3 separate regions of the Homo sapiens genome follow, and all the other regions are linked to region 2. Evidence: chromatin loops called from intact Hi-C (ENCODE). Cell type or tissue: IMR-90. All regions are shown on one strand. Each heading gives the region's core, and the rest is flanking DNA. Links, peaks and the distances in the headings are about the cores only.

Region 1 (10,848 bases), core at 1,344-9,343, 160 kb before region 2:
TTTTTCACAGGCAGGCTTTGTTGATTATGGTGTTGAAAGGGGCAGTAAAGTCTTAACACTGGGTGCCAAAGGCCTGTGGCAGTCCAGGTGGGTTGTTTCCTCAATTCCTCCTTACACTCCACACCCTTGCATCTCTTTTTTTTCTTTCTTTCTCTTTTTTTTTGAGATGGAGTCTCGCTCTATAGCCCAGGCTGGAGTGCAGTGGTGTGATCTCGGCTCACTGCAACCTCTGCCTCCTGGATTCAAGCAGTTCTCCTGCCCCAGCCTCCCGAGTAACTGGGACTACAAGCACGTACCAACACACCTGGCTAATTTTGTACTTTTAGTAGAGTCGGGGTTTCACCATGTTGTCCAGGCTGGTCTCAATCTCCTGACCTCAGGTGATCCACTTGCCTCAGTCTCCCAAAATGATGGGATTACAGGCGTGAGCCACGGCGCCTGGCCCATCCTGGCATCTCAATTCTTCACAGCAAAATTCTTGAATTGGCTGAATATCTTGGAAAACGTCCTCTCACCTTCATCAGTGAGTAAGAACACTAATATAAACAAACATCATTCAAATTAGCTAGAAGGTGAGCTAATGAGGACGAGTACTGGGCAGTAAGTGGGAAGTCCTATTGTGTTGACCATTTGTCCTGGAGCACAGCAGCACCTGTTGGGCTCCCTGCTGGCCTCCTTTCCTGTGCCTGTGGTTCTCTGACTCTCTTCTACAGACTCTGTAACTCCCATGTCCCAAGCTTCAAGACTGGGAGAATTAGGGAGCTCCAGAAGCTTTGAGGGGCTTCAGCAACAAGGCAGTCTGGCTGCTCGTCCCTGTGTCACAGAGACCTGAGTCTCTGTCCTGAAAACCCATCTGGCCCCTAGCCTTCTTAGAACCAGTGTACTCAGCCTGGGTCTCCAGCGAGTGCCAGCTCCGAACTTCCCATTCTTGTGTGCTCTTACTGATAAAGACTCCTGCCATTTCTTGCAGGGCAAAAGATAATATTCAGAATTTGTCTCTGCTTCCAGTCTTTATCATGATTCAATAAAAGCAAAAATGTGATAGTTACATAAGCTAAACAACAGACTTCAGCCGCATGGCTGATATCGTATTCTATCATGTTTTATGTCCAAACAAAAGTTTTTTTTTCTTGAGACAGGTTCTTGCTCTGTTGCCCAGGCTGGAGTTACAGTGGTACAATCATGGCCCACTGCAGCATTGGCCTCCTGGGCCCAAGCAATCCTCTGATCTCAGCCTCCCAAGTAGCTGGGACCACAGGCATGCACCATTGTGCCAGGCTTTTTTTTTTTTTTCTTCTGTAGAGACAGGGTCTCCCTGTGTTGACCAGGTTGATATCAAACTTCTAAGTTCAAGTGATCCTCCCACCTCCAACTCCCAAAGTGCTGGGATTACAGGCATGAGCTGCCACGCCTGCCCTCCCATCAAATTTTTTTGCCAATGCATTCCATCCCTGCTCTGCGAAGTCAGGATACTGGTGTGATGTGAGTGAATTTAGCTGAAATATTGAGAAAGACATGTTATGCATACAAGGATATGTGCGGCCTCGTCCATGCTACACTGCTGTTCTCAGAGGTAGTTCCCCTGGAACTGCCCCCACCATTTGCAAACATCCTCTTTGGTTTCCACAAGCCAAGCGTCCAAAGAGCACATCTAGCTGCAGATTCCTGACCCTTTCAACCTGCTTCATTTAGTTGGAGTTAATTGCTCCATGCTCAGTCAAGTCACAAGAAAAAAACCACAGGTGATTATTACTATAGTCCAAAAGCCGGCCTTTTCTAATTTGATGTATGGACACATTTTGTATGACATTTAGGAAAATGAGGCGTAAGTGGCTCCAAATGAAATTCGGTCATATATAATTACCACATAGCAAAAGGAATGTAATTCAAAACTATTAAATAAAAAAATTGTCCACATTTGAGAGTTAAAGATCTTCCACTAAGGATAAATCTTCTTTAAAAATATGGTTATTGTGGCCTAGGGGTCTCACTTACACCTCAACAAAGGTAAGTACAATGAAAAGTTCATTTTAACGTCACATTTTATCATGCCCTTGACTGCATTAATATTTCTAATAGCTCATCTCTCTCATTTGAACCCTTCAAGCCTTGGACCACTTGGGGGTTTTTGTTTTATTTACCTCATATCGTTGGAGAGAGTAGTATTTTAGTGATATATAATAATGTCTCAGGCCAGGCGCAGTGGCTCACACCTATAATCCCAGCACTTTGGGAGGCCAAGGTGGGCAGATCACCTGAGGTCAGGAGTTTGAGACCAGCCTAGACAACATGGTGAAACCCCATCTGTACTAAAAATGCAAAAAACATCAGCCTGGTGTGGTGGCACGCATCTGTAGTCCCAGGTACTCAGGAGGCTGAGGCAGGAGAATCGCTTGAACCGCGAGGTGGAGGTTGCAGTGAGCTGAGATCACGCCACTGCACTCCAGCCTGGGTGACAGAGTGAGACTCTGTCCTAAAATAATAATAAAAATGTCCCACTTCCCATTTTCTAGTCTCTCTCTGTTATTGTCAACCCTTTATCTGCAGATGCTTCGACACAGCTATTTTTTCTACAATGAAGAAGAAGCTAATACTATCCTGACATTCTGAAAAAAGAATAATCTCAAAATATACAAACTTTTCTCATAGCTTAAAAGATAACATGAAAAAAATATGTCTCTTCAAGTGACTTTTTGAAATATGTTCACTGGGTATCATATTTTCACATCTTTAACAGTACCTAGCCACCTAACCTACAGAAGTGGAAGCATGGGACCTTCCGACATTCTCTTGCTCCTTGCAGCCCTCAACCTACAAGGAGTGAGTAGTGGGATGGGGAACTTCTATAAAGGCCCCTCAGAACTGGGCACAAACAGGACCAAAGGACCAAAATGGTACTAAAAGGCTGGAGGTAGAGCCAGAGACAGGAGATGCAAACAGAGGTGCCATGTCCAGGATGCAGGAGAGTCCCAGCAGGCATGGAAATGGACTTCACAATGTGGGAGGTTAGACATAAAACCCCATGAGAACCTTCCTAGGGGGCAAGTCAAGAAGCAGAATCAGAGGCCTGTGATCTCCACACTCTGTTTCTTTCTTTTTTTTTTTTTTTTGAGACAGAGTCTGGCTCTGTCGCCAGGCTGGGGTGCAGTGGCGTGATCTCGGCTCACTGCAACCTCCACCTCCTGGTTCAAGCGATTCTCCTGCCTCAGCCTCCCAAGTAGCTGGGACTACAGGCACCCGCCACCACATCCAGCTAATTTTGGTATTTTTAGTAGAGATGAGGTTTCACCATGTTGGCCAGGATGGTCTCACACTCCTGACCTCAAATGATTCACCTGCCTTGGCCTCCGAAAGTGCTGAGATGACCTGGTGATTCACCTGCCTCAGCCTCCCAAAGTGCTGGGATTACAGGTGTGAGCCACTGTGCCTGGCCTCTTTTTTTTTTTTTTTTTTTGAGATGGAGTCTCGCTGTGTTGCCCGGGCTGGAGTACAGTGGCATGATTTCAGCTCACTGCAACCTCCACCTCCCAGGTTCAAGCAATTCTCCTGCCTCAACCGCCCAAAGAGCTGGGATTACAGGCATGCACCACCACACCTGGCTAATTTTTGTATTTTTAGTAGAGGCAGGGTTTCACCATGTCAGCCAGGCTGGTCTCAAAACTCCTGACCTCAAATGATTCACTCGCCTCGGCTTCCCAAAGTACTGAGATTACAGGCGTGAGCCACCATGCCCTGCCAGACACACCCTGTTTCTTTCTTTCTTTCTTTCTTTCTTTTTTTTGAGACAGAGTCTTGCTCTGTCACCCAGGCTGGAGTGCAGTGGCGCGATGTCAGCTCACTGAAACCTCTGTCTCCCGGGTTCAAGCAATTCTCTGCCTCAGCCTCCTGAGTAGCTGGGATTACAGGCACCTGCCACCACGCCTGGCTAATTTTTTGTATTTTTAGTAGAGACAGGGTTTCACCATCTTGGCCAGGCTTGTCCTGAACTCCTGACCTCGTGATCCACCCTCCTGGGCCCCCCAAAGCGCTGGGACTACTGGCGTGAGCCACCACACCCGGCCAGACACACCCTGTTTCTTGTATGAGTTCTGTATTTTTGTGTGCCACACAAGGTTGCTTTGCATTTGGTAGTACCAGAGGTTTAGGTTGGCACCCCCTCAGATGATGACTGAACAGCTCATTGGCACAGAAACCTGGGTGGTACTCTGGGAAGGATGCCAATGGACACTCAAACAATACTCCTGCTGATTTTTTTCAGCCTACTTGCCTGACACTTAACAGTCAGCAGCCCCACTTGACCAGTGTAATGGTTAAAAGCAAGGAGCCACTTTTATGGGTTTGAATCCTGACTCTGCCACTTAACAAGTTGCATGATCTTGGGCAGGTTACTTAATCACTCTGTTTCCCTATATGCAAAACGGGGATAATAATAGCACCTATTCCACAGTGGTGTGGAGATTGCATAAGTTAATACAAGCGAAGATCCTACAAGGCCTGAAACATAGTAAGCACTCAATAAATATAAATACTAGATATTATTGTTGTTTCCACTCTTTTGGAACCTTCCACCTAATTTTTCCTGCCTCCCCAGGATCCTCCAAATTCCTTACTCACATTTCTTTACCACTGTAGACCAAAAGTCCTTATTCTCTCATGTTACCTTACAGTAGCCCTCGAGTTCCTGACAGAAGAGCCTGATTACTTTACAAAAAAAGCCAACCCATCTCATAAACTATAAAACAAAAAAAGATAAATTGGTTTTATCAAACTTAAAGTATTCAAAGGATACTGTTAAGAAAACGACAAGATGAGTCACAGATTGTGAGAAAAAAATCAAAATCTGTATATCTGACAAAGAACTTGTGTTTAGAATATATAATGAACTCTTGTCCTCAGTAACAAAAGACAACTTTTAAACTCAACTTCTAAAAATGGGCAAAAGATATAAATAGGCATTTTGCAACAGATATATAAATGACTAACAAGCAACTGAACAGAGCTCAACATCATTAGTCAACATGGAAATGTAAATTAAAACCACATTGAGAGGCTGGGCACGGTGGCTCACGCCTGTAATGCTGACACTTTGGAAGACCAAGGTGGGCGGATCACTTGAGGCCAGGAGTTCGAAACCACCCTGGCCAACATGGTGAAACCCTGTCTCTACTAAAAATGCAAAAACAGGTAGCCAGGCGTGGTGGCGGGCACCTGTAATCCCAGCTACTCGGAAGGCTGAGGCAAGAGAATTGCTTGAACCCAGGAGGCAGAGGCTGCAGTGAGCAGAGATCACGCCATTGCACTCCAGCCTGGGCAACAAGAGCGAAACTCCATCTTAAAAAAAACAAAACAAAACACACACACACACGCACTGAGAGACTGCCTCTCAATACCCTCTAGACTGGCAAAAATAAAAAAGATTGATAATACCAAGTGTGACGAGGACATAGAAGAACTGGAACTCTCATACACTGCTGGTGGGTGTGTAAAATGGTACAATCACATTGGAAAATAGTTTGGCAGTTTCTTATAAAGTTAAACATAAACTTATCATACAACCACATAATTCCACTGTCAGTATTCTACTTAAGAGAAAAATATGTCTACCCAAGGAAGTCTAGTCAAATTTTCATAGCAAGTTTATTTATAATAGCCCAAAGCTATTATAAATATAATAGCCCATTCAAATGCCATTAACAGGAAAATGGATAAACAAAATGGTATATCCGTACGTGGAATACTAATCAACAATAAAAAAGAATGACTTACTAATACATGCAACAACATGAATAAATATTTTAAAATAATGTTAAAGTAAAAGAAGCCAGACACAAAAAAATTCCCTATCACATAATCCTGTTTACATGAATTTCCTGAATAGGCAAAACTAATCTTGTAATGGCAGAGAAAGCAAATGAGTGGTTTTCTGGGGCTGGGGTATGGGAATCGGCTGCACAGGGGCATGAGGGAACTTTTTGAGGTGGTGGAAATATTCTATATCTTGATTGTGCTGGCTGGCGGTTACACAGGGGGTTTACGCTTGTCAAAACTCATTGAGCTGAAAAAGAAAATCCCACATTAAATGGTACATTTAAAATGGGTGCATTTTATTATATGTAAATTTTTCCTCAGTAAAATAACTTTTTAAAAACAACCAGCCCATTTGTTTAGCAACAAAAAAATTAGTTCTGCATGCCCCGGGGTGGCAGGGAACAAGATAGCTAGAGGCCAGAGAGGGAGTCAGTTGACTCTTTCTTAAATAGACTTTACTTTTTAGTAGTTTAGGTTCTCAGCGAAATTGAACAGAAGGTACGGAATTTACCATTCACTTCCTGTTTTTATATCCTCACAGCCTTTCCCACTAACAACATCCCACTCCAGGATGATACATTTGTTACATTTGATGAACCTACATTGACACATTATTATCACCCAAAGTCTAAATTCACTTTTGGTGCTGAACATTCTATGAGTCTGGACAAATGTATAATAACATGCACCCATCATTATAATATTATACAGAATAGTTTCATTACCATAAAAATCCTCTGTGCTCTGCCTGTTCATCCCTCCCTACTCCCTAACCCCTGGCAAACACTGACCTCTTTACTGGCTCCATAGTTTTCCCTTTCTAGAATGTCATATAGTTGGAATGATACAGTCTGTGGCCTTTTCAGATTGGTTCCTTCCACTTAGTAATATTTAGCATCCCTTCTTATCTTTTTATGGCTTGATAAATCATTTATCTTTATTACTAAATAACGTCATTTTTTCTAGATGTATCACAGTTTATTTATCCATTCATCTATTAAAGGGCATCTTGATTGCTTCCAAGTTTTGGCAATTATTAATAAAGCTGCTACGAACATTCATGTGCAGGTTTTTGTGTGGACAAAGTTTTTAACCATTTGGGCAAATTAGGAGCATGATTGCCGAATCATATGATAAGTCTATGTTGTGCTGTGTAAGAAATTGCCAAGCTTGGCTGGGCATGGTGGCTCATGCCTGTAATCCCAGCACTTTTGGAGGTCGAGATGGGCAGATCACCTGAGGGCAGGAGTTCGACCTCACCTCACCAAAGAAGATATACAGGTGGCAAATAAATATATAAAAAGATGCTCACATCTGTCATAAGGGAATTACCAATTAAAACAACGAGATACCACTACACACCTATTAGAATGGCTCCAATCCAAAACACAGACAACACCAAATGCTGGCGAGAATATGGAGCATCAGGAGCTCTCACTCATTACTAATGGGAATACAAAATGGTACAGCCACTTTTGGAAGAGAGCTCAGCAACTTTTTTTTTTTCTTTTGAGACAGAGTTTCGCTCTTGTTGTCCAGGCTGGAGTGCAATGGCACAATTTCAGCTCACCGCCTCCGCCTCCCAGGTTCAAGCAATTCTCCCGCCCCAGCCTCCTGAGAAGCTGGGATTACAGGCATGCGCCACCACGCCTGGCTAATTTTGTATTTTTATTAGAGATGGGGTTTCAGCATGTTGGTCAGGCTAGTCTCGAACTCCTGACCTCAAACCCTCCACCAGCCTTGGCCTCCCAAAGTACTGGGATTACAGGCCTGAGCCACTACACCCAGCCTGCTTCCCCATTTTTTAACCAGTTTGTTTGTTCTTATGGTTGAGTTTTAAGAGTTCTTTTTTTTTTTTTGAGATGGAGTCTTGCTCTGTCGCCAGGCTGGAGTGTAATGACACGGTCTCATGGCAACCTCCGCCTCCCGGGTTCAAGCGATTCTCCAGTCCCAGCCTCCCAAGTAGCTGGGATTACAGGTGCCCACCGCCACGCCCAGCTAATTTTTTGTATTTTTAGTAGAGACAGGATTTCACCATGTTGGCAAGGCTGGTCTCAAACTTCTGACCTTGTGATCTGCCCACCTTGGCCTCCCAAAGTGCTGGGGTTACAGGTGTGAGCCACCACACTCAGCCTATTTTTTTTTTTTTTTTTTGAGACAGAGTCTTGCTCTGTCGCCCAGGCTGGAGTGCAGTGGCGCAATCTTGGCTCACTGCAACCTCCGCCTCCAGGGTTCATGCCATTCTCCTGCCTCAGCCTCCAGAGTAGCTGGGACTACAAGTGCCCGCCACCATGCCTAGCTAATTTTTTGTATTTTTAGTAGAGGTGGGGTTTAACTGTGTTGGCCAGGATGGTCTTGCTCTCCTGACCTGTGATCTGCCCGCCTCAGCCTCCTGAAGTGCTGGGATTATAGGCGTGAGCCACCGCACCCAGCCTTACGAGTTCTTTGTATATTTTGGATAACAACAGTTTATCAACTATGTCTTTTGCAAATATTTTCTTGCATCCTTGGCTTGTCTTCTCATTCTGTTAACAGGGTCTTTCACAGAACAGAACTTTTAAAATTTTAATGAATCCCAGCTTATCAATTATTTATTTCATGGGTTGTGCCTTTGGTGTTTTATGTAAAAAAGTCTTCACCATAACTAATACCCAATACCCAATGTCACACAGATTTTCTCTTGTTGTCTTCTAGGAGTTCTATGATTTTGCATTTTACATTTGGGCCTATAATCCATTTTGAGTTAATTTTTGTGAAACATGTAAGATCTTTGCCTAGATGTTTTTTCAAGTGTTTGGCCAGTTCTTCAGCGCAATTTGTTGAAAACAATATCTTTGCTTCATTGTATTGCTTTGTCGCTTTGTCAAAGGTCAGTTGACTGTATTTATTTGGCTCTATTTCTGGGCTCTATTCTGTTCCATTGACATATTTGTCTATTCTTTCACCAATACCATACTGTCTTGATTAGTGTAGCTTTAATAATTAGTCTTGAAGTTGGGTAATGTCAGTCTTCCAACTATGTTCTCCTCCTTCAATATTGTGTTGGCTATCCTGTCTCTTGCCTCTCCATATAAATTTTAGAATCAGTTTGGCAATATGCAGAAAATAACTTGCTGGGATATTGGTTGGGTGTACTTGGCCATTCTTGCTTTGGTGTAAAGGAATACCTCAGACTGAGTAATTTATGAAGAAAAGAGGTTTAATTGGCTCACAGTTCTGCAGGCTATAAAAGCATGGCACCAACATCTGCTTGGCTTCTGGTGAGGACTTCAGGAAGCTTACAATCATGGCATAAGGCGAAGTGGGAGCAGGCATGTAACATGACTAGAGTAACAGCAAGTGAGCCAGTGGGGGAGGGCCTAGATTTTTAAACAACCAGATCTTGAGCAAGAATTCAATTCTCACCAATGGGAAAGTGATAAAACATTCTTGAGACATCCGCCCCCACAATCCAATCACCTCCCAGGCCCCACCTCCAACACTGGGAATAGTATTTTAGCATGAGATTTAAAGGAGACAAACATCCAACTTATACCATTGGGATTGCATTGAAATTATAGATCAAGTTAGCAAGAACCAATATATTGACAATATCGGATCTTCCTATGAATGACTATGGAATATATCTCCATTTTATTTAGTTATTTGATTTCTTTCAGCAGAGTTTTATAGTTTTTCTCACATAAATCTTGTGCATATTTTGTTAGATTTACACTTATTTCATTTTTTGAGGTGCTAATGTAAATGATATTGTGTTTTTAATTTCAAATTCTAATAGTTCATTGCTGGTATATAGGAAAGTGATTGACTTTTTTGTATTAACCTTATATCCTGCAAAGCTGCTATAAGCACTTATTAGCTCCGGGGTTTTTTTTTTAATCTATTCTTTCGGATTTTCTTTTCTTTTTCTTTCTTTCTTTTTTTTTTAAATTGAGACAGAGTCTTACTCTGTCACCCAGGCTGGAGTGCAGTGGTGCAACCCCGGCTCACTGCAACCTCTGCCTCCTGGGTTCAAGTGATTCTTGTGCCTCAGCCTCCTGAGTAGCTGGGATTACAGGCATGCACCCCCATGCCTGGCTAATTCTCGTATTTTTAGAAAAGACGGGGTTTCTCCATGTTGGCCAGGCTGGTCTCGAACTCCTGGCCTCAAGTGATCTGCCTACCTTGGCCTCCCAAAGTGCTGGGATTACAGGTGTGAGCCACCACCCCGGCTCTTTTAGATTTTCTACGTAAACAATCATATCATCTGAGAGCAAAGACAGTTTAATATTCCTTCTTAATCAGTACATATTTTCTTTTCTGGTCTTATTACATTATTAGATCTTCCAGTATGACACTGAGAGGTGACAGTGTGCTGGCAGTCCTCACAGCCCTCGCTCGCTCTGGGCGCCTCCTCTGCCTGGGCTCCCACTTTGGCGGCACTTGAGGAGCGCTTCAGCCCGCCGCTGCACTGTGGGAGCCCCTTTCTGGGCTGGCCAAGGCCGGAGCCGGCTCCCTCAGCTTGTGAGGAGGTGTGGAAGGAGAGGCAGGGGGGGTACCGAGGCTGCGCGCTGTGCTTGCGGGCCAGCGTGAGTTCCGGGTGGGCGTGTGCTGGGCAGACCCCGCACTCCGAGCGGCCTGCGGGCCCCACTGGCCCTGGGCAGTGAGGGGCTTAGCACCTGGGCCAGCAGCTGCTGTGCTCAATTTCGCTCCCGGCCTTAGCTGCCTTCCGGCGGGGCAGGGTTTGGGACCTGTCGCCTGCCATGCCTGAGCCTGCCCGCCCTCCGTGGGCTCCTGTGCGGCCCGAGCCTCCCCGACGAGCGCCGCCCCCTGCTCCAGGGCACCCAGTCCCATTGACCACCCAAGGGCTGAGGAGTGCGGGCGCATGGCGGGGGACTGGCAGGCAGCTCCACCTGCAGCCCCAGTGCGGGATCCACTGGGTGAAGCCAGCTGGGCTCCTGAGTCTGGTGGGGACATGGAGAACCTTTATGTCTAGCTCAGGGTTTGTGAATGCACCAATCGACACTCTGTATCTAGCTACTCTGGTGGGGCCTTGGAGAA
Region 2 (8,855 bases), core at 856-8,855:
ACTGTGACGTGCCTTATGGAGAGAATATGCGTGTTAGTAAGCTTTGTTCAGGCAAGTTACAGTGCTGCTGCCTCAGCTCAATGTTCATGAATCAACAAAATATATTACATAAAGCATTTTTAAGCAGAAACACACATAAAACAGGCTATATAGTTAGGTTTTGATTAGTTGATAAAAATTTTCTGACCAAAGGCTTGAAGGAACCTAATCCTGTGTTTCCTCTAGGAAGTCATTCTATATTTGCTAATTCTGTGTTCATGGTGACTTTATAAAAAATAATTACCTGGCCGGGTGTGGTGGCTCACACCTGTAATCCCAGCACTTTGGGAGGCTGAGGTGGATGGATCACCTGAGGTCAGGAGTTCAATACCAGCCTGGCCAACATGGTGAAACCCCGTCTCTACTAAAAATACAAAAATTAGCTGGGGATGGTGGTGGGTGCCTGTAATCCCAGCTACTTGGGAGGCTGGGGCAGGAGAATCGCTTGAACTGAGGAGGCGGAGGTTGCAGTGAGCTGAGATCGCGCCACCACACTCCAGCCTGGGTGACAGAGCGAGACTCTGTCTCAAAACAAAAAACAAAAAACAAAAACCCAAAAATAATAATTACCACGAGTGACAAGAGTCAAGTGTATCAGCCCCATGGCTGGGCCCATACAACCTCAGAACTGTGGTCACTTTAGGCTGCATACTTTTTTATTTGTTTTTTGTTTTGTTTTGTTTTGTTTTGTTTTTCTGAGATGGAGTCTCACTCTGTCACCCAGGCTGGAGTGCAGTGGCACTATCTCGGCTCACTGCAAGCTCCGCCTCCTGGGTTCACACCATTCTCCTGCCTCAGCCTCCCGAATAGCTGGGACCACAGGCACCTTCCACCATGCCTGGCTAATTTTTTGTATTTTTAGTAGAGACAGGGTTTCACCATGTTAGCCAGGATGGTCTCGATCTCCTGACCTCGTGATCCACCTGCCTCGGCCTCCCAAAGTGCTTGGATTACAGGCATGAGCCACCGCGCTCGGCCAGGGCTGCACACTTTTTTAAATTAAACTTTTTATTTTGAGGTCATTGTAGACTCACATGCAGTTGTGAGAAATAGTACAGAGATCCCAATACCCTTCACACAGTCTCCCCCAGTGGCAACATCCTTCGTAACCATGGTGCTCTATCACAACCTGGATGTTGATGTTGATACAGTCGGTCCCACCACCTGAGGATCCCTCATGCTGCCCATTTTTCAGAGGGGACACTGAAATCTGGGCAGCCCCCAAGGTGAGGGGACCAGGGAAGTGATGGAAAGGAGGAGCTGACCTGGGGGAGGCAGCGCTCCGGGGACCTGGCAGGGTCTTCAGCATCTGCTGGGTTGTCTGATGCCCAAGGTTGGAGTCAGTCTCCGTGTGGGAAATGCAGACAGGCAGATGGAGGGGGCTTTCCCATAGTCAGCACCTACAGTTTTAGGCGTTGCCTCAGGAAGCTCTGAGTGCCTCATCACTGATGGTGTAGAAGAAGCTGTCATGGGGCCACCGAGTCAGGCTGAGACAGTGGGAAGCCCTGGTTGGTGGAGGCAGGCTGAAAGGCCCGTCTGCTTTTCTGGAGCTCCCTGTCTCTCCTGGGCTTCCCTGTGATTTCTCTGGATTCAGTCCAGAGGAGGGAAATGAGTGGGCACTGCCGAATAGCCCGTGGATAGCAGGGCATTCCCTGCCAGCCCTCTGCCTCCTCCTGCCTTAGCAAGGGTACTATGTGAGACTGCGGGAGGAGGACCCCCAGCTGAGATTCATCAGAGCAGGGCATCTGAGCCCTGGTTTGGGGCCATGGTCTTCTCTCTGGGAGAACTAAGGACTCTGCAGGCAGACACTTCACCTGTTGAGAGGGAGAGAGAAAAGACAGAGAGTCAGCATGTGGAGAAATGGTTGGGGCAGAGAGCCCAGGTCACCTGGACTAGTGCTTTTGGGTTCTTTTTTTCATCTTGATGAAAAATTTGCAATGTTTAACTATTGTCACAGAACAAATAAAATGGTGACTAAGTTTTGCAAATGTCATGGCTGAGTCTATGTTTTTCAAAGAGATTTTCCCAAATTTTTCTTTCTAATGATGCCTGGCTAGTCTGCTGGTTCATGGACATCACGTTGGTGCTGTTTTTCTTTAGAGGTAGTGGGATGACAGATAGGGGTTAGAGGCCGTGGGGTGTGCTCTCTCTGGTACTATTTGCTGCATGAAGGAGGCAGTCTTTTGGTTTTTCATTTTTCATTAAAAAAATTTATTTTTTATTTTTTATTTTTATTTTTAAATTTTATTATTATTATACTTTAAGTTTTAGGGTACATGTGCACAACGTGCAGGTTTGTTACATATGTATACATGTGCCATGTTGGCGTGCTGCACCCATTAAGTCGTCATTTAGCATTAGGTATATCTCCTAATGCTATCCCTCCCTCTTCCCCCCACCCCACAACAGACTGGATTAAGAAAATGTGGCACATATACACCATGGAATACTATGCAGCCATAAAAAATGATGAGTTCATGTCCTTTGTAGGGACATGGATGAAACTGGAAACCATCATTCTCAGCAAACTATTGCAAGGACAAAAAACCAAACACTGCATGTTCTCACTCATAGGTGGGAATTGAGCAATGAAAATTTTTATTTATTTTATTTTTTTATTTTTTGAGACAGGGTCTTGCTCTGTCACCCAGGCTGGAGTGCCGTGGCGTGATCTCGGCCTGCTGCAGCCTTGACCTCCCTGGCTCAAGCAATCTTCCCACATAAGCCTCCCAAGTAGCTGGGACTGCGGACATGTGCCACCATGCCTGGCTAATTTTGTTTATTTTTTGTAGAGGTGGGGTCTCACTATGTTGCTCAGGCTTGTCTCAAACTCCGAGGCTCAAGTGATCCTTCCACCTCAGCCTCCCAAAGTGCTGAGATTATAGACGTGAGCCACAGTGCCTGGCCTGGTTTTTCATGACATGAATACAAACCCTGATAGTTTCAGTTTTACAAGCCTCATGTGGCTGTCAAGTCTTGAAAGGCAAAGGCTGTATGGGATGAAGAGGAAAGAGCAGAGTGGCCTGGGATGCACTGAAGGGAGGGGAGGCTGCTTTGGAGCTCAGGGGAGTGGAAGGAAGGCCGATGGCGGGGGCAGGGCACACCACTGCACTCTGCTTTCCTGAGGCGTCCATCTGACCTCTGACTTAGAAACACAGTGGATTCATGCCAGGCCCCTGTGGCAGTCCTGGTCCATGGCTGGAGTTTGGAAATACCTGACCTTTGCTCTCTAGGTGACAAGTGACCTGGGCGGCAGATCAGCTCCAGATTCTAATGAACTCTCCCCCATGTAAGGCTTTTTTTGTAGGCCCTGGAAACAGATTGGGAGAGCCGATCCCCATTTCCAAGGCCCATGAGCACATTTTTGGAATGGTCCTTATGAACGACTGGAGTGGTAATTACTGGAGCTCTGCTCCTGTAGAGATGACGGGGAGGAGGCTGGGGACTTGGGGCAATTTCATAGAAGCTGAAGATCTGGTGCAGGTCAAAAGTGGCAGGTGATGCAGTGACTGAGAGTGGGGGTCTGGGTATCAAACAGACTTTCAGCTCTAAGAACTCGGGCCACTCACTTAACTCCTCTGAGCTCCAATTTTCTCGAGTGGCTAGGGACACGGCTGACATCATAACTAATATTTACTGAGCACTTATGTGTCAGGCCCTGTGCTTAACACCCTTCGTATATTCTCCCGCTGATCCCTACACGGTATGTGCAATATTATCTTCCCATTTTACAGATGAGGAACTGAGGCACAGGGAGATTTCAGTTAGTTGCTGAACTAAGATTTGAAGCAAAACAGTCCAGCTTCTGAGCCTGAGCTCTCAACCCTTTGCCATACGTGGGAGGAAGATGGCACCATAAGCCCCAGAAAGTGTCTCTCTCATAGTTTGAGAATGAGCTTCCAGCCCCTTCCTGGGAGATATCCTGACCACCGTTTGGTCATCCTTCTCTTTGCTGTAACCTGGCACAGTGCCCTCAAAGGACCTCTGTCCTTGGCATTGAATGCTCTTGCCCCTTTGTCCTGGGGCAGCCTGACTGGGGCTGATCTTTGTGGAGATGGCAGTGCTAGGTGTCTCTGCTCCTTGGTCAAGGGCAGGAGGGGGTCGTTGGGAGATGCCCTGATCAGCCTTTGTAAGTCCTGGCTGTGCCCTTCTTCTGCAGCACGAGACATTCAGAAGTGGGAGTATGTCCCTCTCGGGCCATTCCTTGGGAAGAGTTTTGGGACCACTGTCTCTCCGTGGGTGGTGCCCATGGATGCTCTCATGCCCTTTGCTGTGCCCAACCCGAAGCAGGTAAGCACATTCTCTGCAGGAAGCTCCCAAACCCAGCCCTGCTGCCTCTGAGGCTGCTTGCCCACTGAGTGGACATGCCAGGCATGCAGACCATCAGGAGGGAAGCTCTGTGCCCACGGCATGCCCACAGCAGAGTGCCTGGGAGTTCCTGGCCACGATTACTTCCAGGCAGCCAGGGCATCATTCTCCCTTGTGGTTTCCCTGGCCCTGGCACAGTTCTTGGAGAAAACACAGAATTTTGTAACCTTAAGAATCTTGCAAGACCCGGGGGATCTGGCCAGTTGGCAGGAGGAGTCCCTGCAGGTACCAACATTGCACAACCTCCCAGGTGGCCATCAAATCTTGTTCTGTGCAAATGGCGCCACCTGGACCCCAACTCATAGAATGCAGCTTGGAGCCCAGCAACAGGGAGTCCCTGCAGCCTCTGGTTCCCGGCACCGCTTGGTCTACCACTGGGTCTAGGCCTTGACCCCTGGTTCCAGTCCTCCCTTCTCAGCCTGTTGCAATCTGCCCCACTCCATCACTGGCAACACCTGGCCAGAGTCACCTGTGACCCGATAGTCAGTGTCATGACCTTGTGTCCCCTTCAGCATGGACTTCCTGTGGCCCCTCACTCTTGTTGGCATTCCCTCACCCCTTGGTTTCTGGCATGTGACCTGTCCTCGTTCTCCAGTGTCTCTGAGTCCTCACGATGCCCCTCTCCAATTCTGACCTCCCTGTGGGGATCCAGGCTGAGCTCCCAGCCATTTGCACATCCTCGCTTGAGCATCTCACCACGCATTTGCTGGGGGCCTCTACCAACACCCGGTGCTGGTCCTGCACCCACACTGCTCTCCCATGCTCCTCTGCCTCTGGGGTCATCTCATGTTTGCTGTGCTACAAACAACCCTGAGGTCTTTCCTTGCAAGCCAGTTCTAGTGAAGTCCTGTGGGGCTTTCACCCTCATCCCTTGCTCTCTCCTCGCTGCTCCCTACCACAGCACCCCCTGCCCACCCTGGTCATTTTCAGTCGCCAGGACTTGACTTTCTCTCTAGCTGGCAGCGGCCTTGTCTAGTCTCCCTAGGGCTGCAAGGCCACAGCCTCTCTTTGCTTGTCCTCCAGTCATCTGCCTTCTTCCGGGTCGGTCATCACAGGGTTTTGCCTGCCTTCCTCTGTGCCAGCCCTTCCCCAACACCATTTAGGTACAACACTACTATTCCCCCTCTGAACTATTATTTACTTAATGTTTTCCTTCAGAGTGGCTCCCAGTTTAAACTTAATATATTAAGAAGGGAACTTTATATTCCTACTGGCATCACTAGCTACACTGTTTCATAACCATTAGTATCACCAAAAACGATCTCATGTCCCGTGGGTGACTCATGTACCATGCTTTGGAAAACACTGCTTTTGGCCGGAGTGCAGGCGTTCTGGCCCAGCCATCCAAGCTGCCTCCCTAGCTGGCTCCAGCACCAGCCAGGGCTGTCTACTTCTGTTGTGACCCCTCTGCCTTCCAGGGGCCCTGCAATGCGCTTTCAGGCCCAGCCTTTCCTCACAGGCCAGGCTTTGTTCTCCATCTCGGCCTGTCTGCTGCCCACCTTCCCTTTCTCTCCCCTCCTGTGGCTTTCAGGAACATCTCTGGTTTGGCTCCTGTGACCTTTGACCTGCTGATGCCCCTTCCTTGGCTGCATTTCCTAGAGACCCACAGTATGATCCCCCCTACTGCTATCCAGGGACACAGTGCTGGGTCCCTGGAGAGGGAATGCTCCTGCTGTCTCAGACCCTCTGCCTAGGGGAGCAGGTGCTGCTGGGGGCCTGGCTGGTATGGGGGCCCAGCCGGGTGAGCTCAGCCCACCTGCCAGTGACCTCTGTGCTGTGCTTTGCCCTCTCAGGACCCCAGGCCCCTGCCGTATCTGTGCCATGACGAGCCCTACACATTTGACATCAACCTCTCTGTTAACCTGAAAGGTATGTTGTAGGGGGACTGACATGGCCAGGAGCTCTGAGGCAATGTGTGCCTGTGTGCCTTGTCCTGAAGGCTCCTGAGCTTTGGCAAGGGTGAGGGCACGTGCTACAGCCCTGGAGATGTGTGTGGCTCGTCTAAAGGAAAGAGGAGGGGAGGGGAGGGGACACCCTGGTGCTCACTGGGAACCTAACTGGGCCCATAGGGCATTAACCCTGTCACTGAGCTCTCAGTGGTAGGGCTGAAAGGATGGAGTCCGGGACTTCCATCTTCTGCTTGAATCCCCTCCCCAGCCTCTCCAGGGGCTGCCTGGCTCCTGCTCACATATCGCCACTGACCCTCACTTCCGTGGTGGGTGGCACATTTCATTGAGTGCCTGTTTGAAAGCATGTCCTTGTGGGTCTGTTCGCTTGGCTGAGCCCCTGGGGCCACACAGAGCCAGCGCATCAAGACCCCAGATTCCCACCATGGGCCAGCCCTGAGTGTCTTGCAGACAGACCCGAGATCCCCACCCTGGGCCAGCCCTGACATAGACAGGGCCCACATCTCCCTGTGGCTGCTCAGCCCGCCTCCGCGAACAGGCCCAATGGGGCGTTGGTAATAAAGAGACTGGCTCTGCAGGCCATGACTCTGCTGCTCAGCTGTGGGACTTTGGGCAAGTTGCCAAACCTGGCCATGTCCTCATTTGTCATCTATGAAATGGGATAATAGCGGCGTTGACCTCATGGTGTGTTGTGAGGACCAAACATGTCAATTCATGCAAAGGTCTGGGACAGGGTCTGTACCTAGAAAGAGTCAGGTGTCATTTTCCAATCCCAACGGGGGCCCTCGGATGGGGAGGGTTTGCCTGGTGGCCACACACAGACCTCCTAGCCACACTCTGGCCAAATCTCCTTTTTAGCTCCATTCCATTCCTTTTTCTTTTCTTTTCTTCTTTTTTTTTCCCCCGAGATGGAGTTTCACTCTTCTTGCCCAGGCTGGAGTGCAATGGTGCGATCTTGGCTCACCACAACCTCTGCCCCTGGGTTCAAGCGAGTCTTCTGCCTCAGCCTCCTGTGTAGCTGGGATTACAGGCATGCGCCACCATGCCTGGCTAATTTTGTATTTTTAGTAGAGATGGGGTTTCTTCATGTTGGTCAGGATGGTCTTGAACTCCTAACCTTAGGTGGTCTACCCACCTAGGCCTTCCAAAGTGCTGGGATTACAGGCGTGAGCCACCATGCCCGGCCAGCTCCATTTCTTTCTTCTGTCTGCTCTGTCTGTACACTCCAGGCTTTGCCATGTCTGTCTCACTGTCAGTTCCAGGGTCTCGGCCCTTCATGAGGTGGTTCCTGTCAGGAGGCGCAGTACACTGCAGGAGCTGTCGCCATGGGAGCAGGATGCTCCATGGAGAAAGAGCTGTCACAGAGAGCCTCCTGGCTGCCCAGGGCCCTCTGGGAAGCTGTGCTGGGCCCGCTCTTTCAGGTTCCAGGTCAGGAAGCTGAGGCTCAGAGAGGAAAAGGATTCACCCCGAGCCACCTACCTGGCTAATGGCAGGGCTGGGACTCAATCCAAGTGTGTCACAAGTTCTAGGTTGGCCTCCTGCCACCCACAATGCGTGCTTGGAGTATACTTTCTATCTGGTTTTGTCCTCAGTATTCCTGGCTGCCTAGAGGTGAACCTGCCCGCCCGGGGGAGGCCACTGGTAGAAAAGGGACAAGATTATCCAGAAAGCACAGTGTCCAGAGATGTAGTCCTGCATTTGCAGTTCTGATGTTCTGAGTTGGGATCTGGGCGAAAGGGTCTGGGGAGGAGCAGCCTTGGCAGACCCAGACCTCGCATGGCTGAAGAGCACACCTGTTCTGTGCCACCTCAGAGGGGAAGTTAGGACCAAGGGAGGAAGCCAGGTTTTGAGGGAGCAGAGGAGCTTTCTACTTATTAGTGCTGTTCAGAAGTGGAACGGCAACAGCCCGGTACCTTGCATGTAGTAGATGTTTAGTAAATATTGTTTAGTACGTTGTGAAGTAGCACACTGCCCATCACTGGAGGAGCTCGGCAGGGGACAGATGACCCAGCTATCCAGAGGACTCCTGAGGGGACAGCAGGTTATCCTTGATCAAAGGTCACAAGTAGCTTTCAAATGGCACACTATCTTTAGTGGATTTGCGGGTGCCAGGATCACTGTGTTAAGAAGGATTCTGAGGCTACATATGGACTCAGAGCAAACATGTGCTGTGATCAATTAATGCTGCCTGCTGTAGGCGTGGGAGGAGGAAGTGATGACTTGTGTGCATGTATTGGCCAACCCTGGACCTCCCAGCTCTGATGTCCTAGGAGCTAATTGTTTCACAGACTCTAAGTGAAATCATGTTGGACAATGGGAAGCTTCAGCCACAGAACAATTCTTTTTTTATTTTCCTCCCTGATGCATGGAATTAAGTTTTCATCAATATTGCTTTTCTTTCCAACAGGAGAAGGAATGAGCCAGGCGGCTACCATATGCAAGTCCAATTTTAAGGTAAGCTTTGACGCTGATCAGACTGCTTTTTAGAATTGAGGGAAAGAGAGACTTTTCTTCCTGGCAGGAACAGGAGGAGAGCATTCC
Region 3 (10,848 bases), core at 1,633-9,632, 320 kb before region 2:
GCAGGAGAAAGGGGGAGACAGAGAGTTGCCATTCAATGGATACAGAGTTTCATTCATGGAAGATGAAAAAGTTCTAGAGATCTGCTGTACAACTGTGCTTACAGTTAACAATACTTTCCCAGACACTTACAACTTTTAGGAGGGTAGATCTCACATTATATGTTATTTACCACAATAAAAAATTTAAAAAAGCAAAGAGACCAAAAGAGAAGCCAAGAGAATAGTCAGGATTCCCACCAGATACAATACACAAGAAAGAAAAGGCAGAAGTTTGGAACATCCACATTTAGGTAGTTGGAGGAAAAGAATGAAGAAATGAAACAGAGATAAGAAAACAACGTTCTCAAATCCCTTGAGCGAGAGTTAATCTACTCCCTCTTTTCTTGTTACTCCCTGTACTTTGATCACAGCTCTCACTGAAGTCTACCTTGTACCACAGTTGATGGTACACGTCTCTGTCTCCCTCACTGGACAGAAAATTTCTTTGAGGGCCATAATTTTTCCAATTCCTCTTTCATCCTTGGATTTTAATAGAATTTTAGGCCAAAGAAACCCTGAAAAATGAATATTTTGCCTGCAGAATGGATCAATCCTAGCATGACATCCTCTATTTTAATAATTCCGAAGTACATAAATTTGGCTCAAAGAGGCAAAAAAATAAAATAAAATAATAAAAATATAACTTTGTATGGCTGCTTTTTCAAAATGAGTTTTACACTTGAGAAGCAAGACGAGAATGGTTTTGGATTCCCAGGTAACTAAGGCTCGGAAACAGCCCTTCCTAGGTGGAGGTCCTTACATCGTACATGCGGTGTTGTTGTTGTAGCCCTGCCCACAGAACTGTTCCTGCTGCTCCCTTCAACCACGGGGATCACAGGTTGCTCCTGGCCTCAGGTCCTTAAGATATACTTCCTAGTCTTCTCCCACTTCTGCTACTTGTTAAATCCAAGTGTTTTCCCTGAAACACATCATGTATTCTTTGCTTGACTTTATTTGTTGTCATCCTTGAAGCTCTTCCTGTGCCTTACCACCATCCCCACATGCATCACCCACCCCACACACACCCCTGGGGCTCCTCACACTTTGGGAACACTATGCTGGATGTTTTTCCTCCTCAAAGGTGACAGCTCAGTGGGGCTTAAAAATCATGCAGAGGCTCAACAAGCTTCCCTCACACACACTGGTCCCACTAATAGAGGTAGACACCAGAGACACCTTCACACACCACAAGGTCAGAATTCAATAGGGGAGACAGAAGAAAAACCTTAGTCCGTGCACAGTTCTGCATATGCCTCTGGCATTGCTCTGTTTTCAAATCGCCAAAGACTCATTAATAGCGTCCACTGACAGTGCAATGTGCAAGAGCCAACCTGCTCTGATTTTAATCCTGTGTGCACTTGCTTCACATTCTGTGTTAGTGGGCACAGAGCTCTCTAGATGTCATAAGATTGTTCTGCAGAGTCATGGTTTGTTGAGTGTTTTTCTCCAGGCTTCGCTACCTTTCCAATGTGATCTTGCATTCCAAAACTACAAAGCTAACCTTTGGAAAACTCACCCAACCCCACATACTGCATTTATTTGCTCAAAAACATCTTCCGTCTTTTCATTTGGTGCTGGCTCTGAAACAGCAGTGCCCTCTGGAGGCAGTCTGATGTGGTGATTAGGGGCATGGGCCCTCAGGCTATTTCTTAGCTGTGTGATCATAGGAAAGCTACTGCAATCTCTGTGCTTCCATTTGTTTTCTCATCCGTAAAATGGAGCTGGTCATGAAAACTGTATTAGATAATGCAACATATCTGTTCACAACAATTGTATTTATTAGGATACCTTTCTATTTTTTTAAAAAGAAATCTCAGGCACTATTTCTTGAACCAGGTAGCAGGGAAAGGGGTATAGTTTCTCCAATATTTCAAGTATTTTTTGACCAGAGCTTTTACAATCTTACCTTAGAACTGGCTCTTACATGTTCTCTCAGCAAAGGGGTTCAGCAGAGCCAAAAAAAGAGGAAGAAAACCAGGGGAGAATGAGGTTATAGAATGCAGATTAGCACATTTTTCCTACAAAAGACCAGAGAGTAAATAATTTAGGCTTTGCAGGCCTTAGGGTCTCTGTTAGAACATAACTCTGCTGTGTAGTATGAAAGCAGCCAAAGACAAATGTAAATGAATGAGTGTGGCTGTGTCCTGATAACATGTTATTTACAAAAACAGGTGGAGGGCCAGATTTGGCCTGTGGGGCTGCAATGTGATAACCCCCATCATAGAACATAAGGAAAGAGAGTTTCAGGGAGAGAGAAGTAGACGCAGTGTCAAATGTGGCAGAATGGACAAGTAAGGTAAGGACACAAAAATATCTATTAGATTTGGCAACTAGGGAATCACCGGGGCAAGGATAATATAAGTGGAGAGATGGGGACAGATGCTGAGCTGCAGAATCTTCGTTGACCAGGAAAAAAGCCTAGGTAGTAGGCCTCGAAAAAAAATGAAGAAGTAAGATTCTATAAATGCCTCTACTTCCTGAGACAGAAGTATTAGGCTCTGAGGATTCAGTTCACCGTACAAAACATTCTTATTAATTCTGGCAGCGAGGTAGCCTGGGCCCCTGACACCTCCTAAGATGTCCTGAACTCAGACTCCCTGTCCTGAGCTTTTCAGAATATAATCAGTTCAGCTAGTGGACTGTCTTTACTGTAATACTGAAAAGAAGGCTGAAAATAAGTGTTAGAGCCCAAGAGGTATGTGGGCACCTTCCTATCTGCACACCTTTGCTCCTGCGACATTGTTTTTCATTCCTGTAAGGGTTTTCTACTCTTTTTGTTAACTTATTTATCATAACAATCATAATATCACAAATCTTAAACTTCCATTGAGTCCTCCCAGTCCATGCAGTTTGGTGTGACCAGCTCTTATCCTATACTGTAAGAATGCCTGTGGTCCATTAAGTAGTAGGAATCCTTCTCCCTTCCTTCTAGGAACAGAGCTTTTGTCTTTCCCCAGAGAATTTGAGCTCAGTTCTGTTTACCGTGAAAAAAAGAATGACAGTGAAGGATATAAGGGATATAATGAGTAGTCCCCTTGCTGTATTTATTTTAGCTTCCTGACTATATCCAAGGAGTGACTTGTTCAGATTATCCTGTGAGATACCTAACTCTTAACCAAAGTCCTGCTTCTAGAAGAGAAGGAGAGCACAGAAACTAACATTTGTAAAGCGCCTACGATGTGTCAGCCAAGATGCCATATCCTGGAAAGAGAAGGATGAATAAAACCAGCTGGTCAGTACATCTACCTAGGGAGGCAGGAGGGTGGGAACTATTATCCCCATTTCACAAAAGAATAAACTGATGCTCAGAGAGGTCAAATTACTCCCTAAAGTCATTCAACTCATAAGAGACTCAGCTCATAAGAGGTGAAGCTGAGGGCTTGCTGTTCCAGATGGATAATATACATGGTTCCTATTACCAAAAGATACAAATGAGATTAAGTAAAGGTATGGAGGAAACACAACAAGGCCAAGCATCTTAGAGGTAGTACAGGAGAGGGGTTAAGTGTGTAGGATTCTAGACAGGCTGCCTGGGTCTGAATCCAGCACTACCACTTATTAGCTATGAAACATCATCAAAATTACCTTCACCTAAAATCTAGAATGGATAAGCATATTATGATGTAAAGAGTCTCTAAGCTATTAATACCAAATGTCAACTTAATCAACTGCTGCATGCCTACTCCTCAGGCCACGTGGCTGATTACAGAGAGACACAGGTACTTCCATCAAACATGCTTCTAAAACATGAAGAAGCTGAAATCCTAAAATAAAATACAGAACCAATAATTCATGATAGCTCTTGAGGCAGAACTGTCAAAAATCAATACCATATGTTTTGAACTCATTATGATTGCCTTAGAAAGAACAGACTGAAGCACAACCTCCTTGAATCACTCTTCATATAAAACAGTACAGCACATACAAGGCAATAAACAAAACCATTTACATGACTGCAGTAATAAAATATATTCAACTTCTGATTATATACAAAAATTGGGTTTTTAAAAAACATGGTTCCCTGCAAATCTATAACATACTTAAGGAGGAGTTAACTGAGCCACCTATTATTATAGACTGTTAATTTTTAAAAATTACATTGTAAACATACCTTCACTCTTTCTGCTATGAATGGTCACAACCTATTTTGGCCATCTGGGAATATTCACACTGAATCAAACACACCGTAGTGAGAATCATCTATTAAAGACATGACCACCATAATTGATCACTTCTGCATTCTTACTATAAAATTCTTTCTTTTAACACAGATACTAACATTTGCACCAGAATACAGCGACCATATTTGTCACAAAAGCATTAGAAATAAGTACCAACACCATGTAAGGTGGCCCTTCTCCTAGTATCCCTGGATGACACGGGTCATTCTGCTAATCAGTTACTGAGGTATTCAGAATATAAGACAATCTGTGTGCATCTTATATTTAAAACCCAAGTGTATTATGGGTTCAAGGCTTTCACTCAATCTTATGAACACTATGTGTTTAAATGAAGGAAGCAGGAGGTGACAGGAATTTAGACTCTTCTAAGTAAAGCTGAAAAAGCTAATAAGAAATGTGGATAATATTTAGTGACTTGGCTGCTGAAGATCTCACAGCAGCACTTTCCTCCTACCTAATCCAAAGAGCCTAGAAAAATATCAAGGACAAGAGGCCAGGAGTCAAGATAAAATGGGTTATAGAAACCAATCCTTCTACCCATAATACAGGTTCACCCCTATAAGGATATCTCAGGAAGGATACGAAAGAAGAGTGGCTACCTCTGAAACAAAGTATTAAAGAACAGGAGACTTGGATGAGAAGACTATTTTACACTTTCATAGTACTCTTCTATATGGTTTACATTTTTATCATGTGCATATGGAACCAAATTTTAAAAAATATCATCCTTATATTTTTTAAACACAAACATCAAGGACAAGAGCCTTGGAGGCAGTCCTGCACAGCAGTTATCTGTGCAGGCTTTTACAGAGACTGCCCAGGTTTGAATCCCATAACAACCATTACTAGCTAAGAAACATTAGTAAAGTTACTGAAATTCTCTTTGAAACCCAATTTCTTCTTCAGATAAAAATAATGCTATTTTAGAGGGACTAAATAAAGGAGATAAAACTCTAGTAAGTGTTCAATAAATTCTAGCTGTATTATACTTGGGGATATGAATAATGCCTATCCTCCTTCTGTTGACTCTGAAAGTTATTTCTTGAGTCATAATACTAACACTACAAGAGCTATCATGCAGATTTCCTATCAGCCCAAACCATGTGCAAGGGTGGGCCTAGCTCTCTACTGCCACCTCCTGTCAGCTAGAAACATGCAGAGCGGTCCGTAAGAAACTGCTCAAGCCTTAGGCAGAGCAGGAGCCGTGATGGCTCACTGAAATACAGTCTCCGAAACACGTGTGATAGGAAAGCATTCCTCTGTTAGAAATAGCCTTTCTCTTTAAAAGGCTCCTTTGAGGTGTATCTGTTTACAAACCAAGAAAAATGAAGTTGCTCTTTTATAATTTCTTTCAGCACATTCAGCTGTGTGCTAGACACTGTGCTAAGCTCTTTGCAAACATGACTTAATTTAATCTTCCCAACAAGATGATGTAATTTGCCCAAAGTCATACAGCTAGGAAATGCAGGCCTGGGAATGTGAATGGTAGTGTAGCTCTAGTGAAGTGTGGAAGCTCTTTGTTCTTTCCCTACGAAATTAAAGCAGACAGGGAGAGCGCTGCTTATTTGCCTTGGTGGTGGAATCAGTCAAACTGGATGCAGCGTCTGTACCAGTCAGGTCAGGGCCATGGTGAGGGACAGAAGGCACACTCAAACTAGGGAAACTAGAAAAGATTAATAAAGAGATGGAGATGCTTAGAGAAAGCAAGAGAGATGGTACAGTCCCTGGGGTAGCTGACTGTACCAACAACTTGGCCTGAAGGTGCAAGGGGAAGGGCTGGGGAGGGCATGGTTATAAGAACCCGCATAGCTGCGATGAGAAGGCTGCCTGACTGGAGTGTGGATGTGCACTGGGGGCGAGGGGTAACACCCTGCAGCCTCTGGTCTTCATTGCTGCCTGCTGATGTAGTCCACAGAGGCTGGTCTTCCTTGCCACTAAGCAAGTAGAAAAGATAGACAGTGGATCTAGAGGTGGCCAACCAAAATCACCTAGCAAAAGACCAAAATATGGTTATTATCAGTGGTTACTCCTGGCTTGGAGATTTGGGCTTATTTTTAATTTATTCTTTATGTCTTATCTTTATAAGAACAAAGCTATTTTCCTTTAGAAAAAAATATTTTTAACAATATGCAGAAAAATTTCCAGTCTTCTTTTTGAAGAGGTACTTCAAACATGCTATTTTCTTAAGTATGTTTTTTATATCTTAAGCCTACTACGTTGTCTAGAAAATAACTCTAAAATCATGTCAACAGATAATAGTAATTTGATTTACATTATTTTCTTAATCAACATCATCATCACCATCACCATAAACAACTACAATTGTATATGAAAGAAGCAAGCTAGGTTGCTGCAGACTGAAAAGTGGGAATGGTGTCCCAATACTTTACCACTGGGGTTTGCAAACTATAGCCTGCAAGTCAAATCTGGTCCACTGTATGATTTTGTACATAAAGTTTCAATAGGACACAGCCATGCTCTGTCTTCACACTAAAACAGCAGAATTGAATCACTGCAACAGACACTGTATGGACTACAAAGCCCCAGATATTTACTATCTGGCCCTCTGCAGAAAAAGCACCCTGCCAATCCCTACTTTACAGCTTCTGCCATAAGGTTTTTAACAAAAAAAAATCTATACATCAGCTTATCCTATCTTAGCAGATACTGACAAAAATAAAACTTACTGGAAAAAAATATAATTTAAACTCTCTTTACTGCAGATATGTAAAAATGCTCTGCAGAAAATAGGATCCACATCAGCAGTAGCTTAATATAAATGGCATTTCTAAATATTATATTTATTTGGCATCTGAGTTGTTGATAATCAGATGGACCTAAAAATGAAACAGAGAAGACATTAGAACTTCCTATTATTTTTCACTAACTGTAGGCAACCTCTGCTTGTCTGATTTTACTCATCTGTAAAATGGGTGGATGGAACTTTTCAATAACTTTTTTATTAACTTTCATTTTAGGTTCAGGGGTACATGTGCAGGTTTGTTATACAAGTAAACTCATGTCACAGGGGTTTGGTGTACAGATTATTTCATCACCCAGGTACTAAGTATAGTACCCAATAGGTACTTTTTCTGATCCTTTCCCTTCTCCCACTCCCCATCCTCAAGGAGGCCTCAGTGTCTGCTGTTCCCCTCTTTCTTCCATGTGTTCTCATCATTTAGCTCCCACTTATAAGTGAGAACACGCAGTATTTGGTTTTCTGTTCTTCTGTTGGTTTGCTTAGGATAATACCCTCCAGCTCCAACCATGTTGCCGCAAAGGACATGATCTCACTCTTTTTTATAACTGCATAATATTCTATAGTATATATGTACCATATTTTCTTTATTCAGTCCACTATTGATGGGCATTTAGGCTGATTCCATGTCTTTGCTATTATGAATAGTCCTGCAATGAACATATGTGAGTATGTGTCTTTATGGTTGAACGATTTATATTCCTTTGAGTATAGACTCAATACTGGGATTGCTGGGTCGAATGGTAATTCTGTCTTTAGTTCTTTGTGGGATCATCACGTTGCTTCCCACAATGGCTGAACTAATTTACACTTCCACCAGCAATGCATAAGCGTTCCCTTTTCTCCACAATCTCACCAGCATTTGTTATTTTTTGACTTTTTACCAATAGCCATTCTGACTGGTATGAGATGGTAGCTCACTGTGGTTTTGACTTGTATTTCTCTTATGATGAAAAAATTTCAGCATTTTTTCATATGCTTCTTGGCCATGTATATGTCTTCTTTCGAAAAGTATCTGCACATGTCTTTGCCTACTTTTTTAATGTGTTTGTTTTCTTCTTGTAAATTTAAGTTATTTATAGATTCAATATCTCAGATCTCTTTAGAATCAAAGCTTAGTGACTCTGAGAATTTAAGGACAATACCTTGTTTATCTGTGTGATTCAATCAAGAAATAAATTAAGTCAGTCACACACACAAAAAAACAAACATTATATGATCCTAATTAAATGAAGTCTTGAAAGCAGTCAAACCCATAGAATCAGAAAGTAGAATGGTGGTTACCAGAGGCTGAAGAAAGGGGGGAAAGAAGAACTGTTTAATGGGTATAGATTTTCAGATATGCAATATGAAAAATTCTGGAGATCTGTTGCACAGCAATGTGAATATACTTAACACTCCTGAACTGTACCTTTAAAATGGTTAAGATGGTAAATTTTGTTATGTGTTTCCTTACCACAACAAAAAAAGAAAGAAAGAAAGAAAGAAATTAGGCATTTAGGGAAGAGTCTAGAGGGCAGTCCATCCTATGCTCACATTCATGTGAGGGTGTACTCAAGAAAAAAAAGTCTAGCTTACTCTTAAAAGCAGTGAAGAACAATTTCTTCAGATACAGAAATACAACGGTGTTTTGGAGCTATTTCTATTTTTCTCAGTTTTTAGAAGATGAGCTCGCAAAGTCACTTTTTTTTTTTTTTTGAGACAGAGTTTCGCTCTTGTTGCCCAGGCTGGAGTACAGTAGCACGATCTCGGCTCACTGCAACCTCCGCCTCCCGGGTTCAAGCCATTCTCCTGCCTCAGCCTCCCAAGTAGCTGGGATTACAGGCATGCACCACCACGCCCAGCTAATTTTTATATTTTTTTAGTAGAGATGGGGTTTCATCATGTTGGCCAGGCTGGTCTCGAACTCCTGATCCTCAGGTGATCCACTCACCTCGGCCTCCCAAAGTGCTGCGATTACAGGCATGAGCCACCGTGCCTGGCCCACTATTCTTAATTAATTATTGCACAGTATGATTTCCAAGCCTTAAGAGTTTAGTAAAATGGAAACTTCTTCCTGTCTTTCACCATTTTTTTACTGAACTGTTAAATGAGCACTTGAAAGTCCTGCAACCTCTCTGGTTCAGTATATTTAACTAAAATAAAATTACACAGTACATTATATTTCTTCAGCTTGCTCTCTTCTTGCATGCCTAAGAGGACTCATAGCCCAGCTAATATGAGCCTTGTGCCATCTAGAACAAATTCTATTACAGCAAGTCTATGATAAAGTAACCTATTACTTTGAAATAATAGTACATGGATTTTATATAATGTGCTTTTCCAGTTAGTTCCAAGTGCCTTTTCACTGCAACTAGCCTTGTTATCTGCTTCAATAAGTCCTCTTCTGGTGGGGGAGAAACTTGCTCTTAAAACCCAAAATCCGGCTGGGCACAGTGGCTCACGCCTGTAATCCCAGCACTTTGGGAGGCCAAGACAGATCACGAGGTCAGGAGTTCGAGACCAGTCTGACCAACACGGTGAAACCCCCGTCTCTACTAAAAATACAAAAATTAGCTGGGCATGGTGGCGCGTGCCTGTAATCCCAGTTACTCAAGAGGCTGAGACAGGAGAATTGCTTGAACCCAGGAGGCAGAGGTTGCAGTGGGCCAAGATTGCGCCACTGCACTCCAGCCTGGGTGACAGAGCGAGACTCCATCTCAAAAAAAAAAAAAAAAAAAACATAATCCTCTCTAAAACCTTCTAAAACAGCTTTACAGGAAAAGAGCAGAAAAAAGTTTGAATCAAAATTTAATGGATTCAAATCAATAGTCATTACTAATGACTCACTTTATGGAAGGCCCTGCCCAAGGAACTACAGATAACACAGAGATAAGTTACTATTCATGCCCTCTAGGACCTAACAACCTGGTCAGCTAAAAATGCATCTAATCAGTTGTCTGTAAAGAGATTATTAAATAATAGTAATAAGGGGTAGAATAATGTAAGTTCCAAGGTAATAGGTACAAAGGAAGGAAGTTGTATTCCCTTGAGAAGGGAGTTAAACACAGGAAAACCTCACTAGGGAGGTGGCCTATTGTATCAACCACGAAAGGATGAGTCTTTCAGAAAGGAAAAGTCTTTTGGAAACAAGAACACCTGGGTTTTAGCCCTCCTCTGTTTGTGTGACTTCGGACAAGTCATTTCCCACCTAGGCCTGTTCTCTTATCTACAAAATGAAAAACTGACTTAGATGATCTTCAAATCCCTTCCAATTCAGATAATCCCCTATGTGCCAATTAAATAACTAAAGGATACAGAAATTGGGAGACTGAAGACAAATCTGTCTCTGTGGACTAACAATAAATTTGTAAAACACTGACATCTGCTGGAAATTAAGAAAACTATTCAATCCATCTCATAAATAGCCTTTAAAAACCTAGTCTTGAATACTTTGTTTTGAAAACATGTTATCAAAGATGCAAGTTTCTTATGAAATTATATCTTCTAATATTTTATTTTATCAAACTTAAGAAAATTGTGAAGAAAATAACTTTAAAATTACTTCAGAAACGTCTGTTTCCATTTGGAAATTTGGGCCTATGCTCCTACGCTTTCCTATATGACAAAAATAACCAGCTTAACAACACAATGGACAAATTTCTATTTGTAAGAACAACAAATATAAACTGATCCGGAATACACTTAACAATATACTTAACAGGACCAGTGCAGTAACAACATGACTAGAAGCAAAAGCATTTACAAAGGAACACAGCAAAGTCCTGGAATAAATGGGGAGGCACACCATATTCCTGAAGAAGACTGAATATTGCACAGAAATCCATTTCCCCCAAATTAATCTACAAATTCAACACAATTCCAATCAAG

Evidence for each region. Peaks named below come from ENCODE experiments on the same cell type or tissue, not always from the same donor. Only the 100,000 strongest peaks of a DNase experiment are listed, where the experiment ranks them.
Region 1: a loop joins it to region 2, with 25 times the contacts of the local background. A loop is called at or near these places in 2 of 110 quality-filtered maps.
Region 3: it touches region 2 in a loop (9-fold over the local background); 18 of 110 quality-filtered maps call a loop at or near these places.

The regions. Positions count from the first base shown.
Region 1 is chr15:80,006,195-80,017,042 of GRCh38, forward strand. No RefSeq gene overlaps it. Among named protein-coding and RNA genes, the nearest start is that of BCL2A1, 40 kb to the left of the region's middle. RefSeq lists enhancers at 1,939-2,108, 4,071-4,130. In IMR-90, for the core only: no CTCF peak of the experiment used is centred there; a DNase peak (open chromatin) is centred at 4,977; H3K27ac peaks cover 818 bases.
Region 2 is chr15:80,168,816-80,177,670 of GRCh38, forward strand. FAH (fumarylacetoacetate hydrolase) reads left to right here. Exons shown (of 14, transcript NM_000137.4): 8 at 3,334-3,433; 9 at 4,199-4,329; 10 at 6,201-6,276; 11 at 8,722-8,768. Among named protein-coding and RNA genes, the nearest start is that of FAH, 20 kb to the left of the region's middle. In IMR-90, for the core only: a CTCF peak has its summit at 4,694; a DNase peak (open chromatin) is centred at 5,706; H3K27ac peaks cover 775 bases.
Region 3 is chr15:79,848,337-79,859,184 of GRCh38, forward strand. All of the region lies in intron 3 of ST20-MTHFS (ST20-MTHFS readthrough), which reads right to left. The region is part of intron 2 of MTHFS (methenyltetrahydrofolate synthetase); the gene reads right to left. Among named protein-coding and RNA genes, the nearest start is that of MTHFS, 43 kb to the right of the region's middle. RefSeq lists an enhancer at 5,371-5,872. In IMR-90, for the core only: CTCF peaks have their summits at 1,645 (motif pointing left) and 5,350 (motif pointing left); a DNase peak (open chromatin) is centred at 5,325.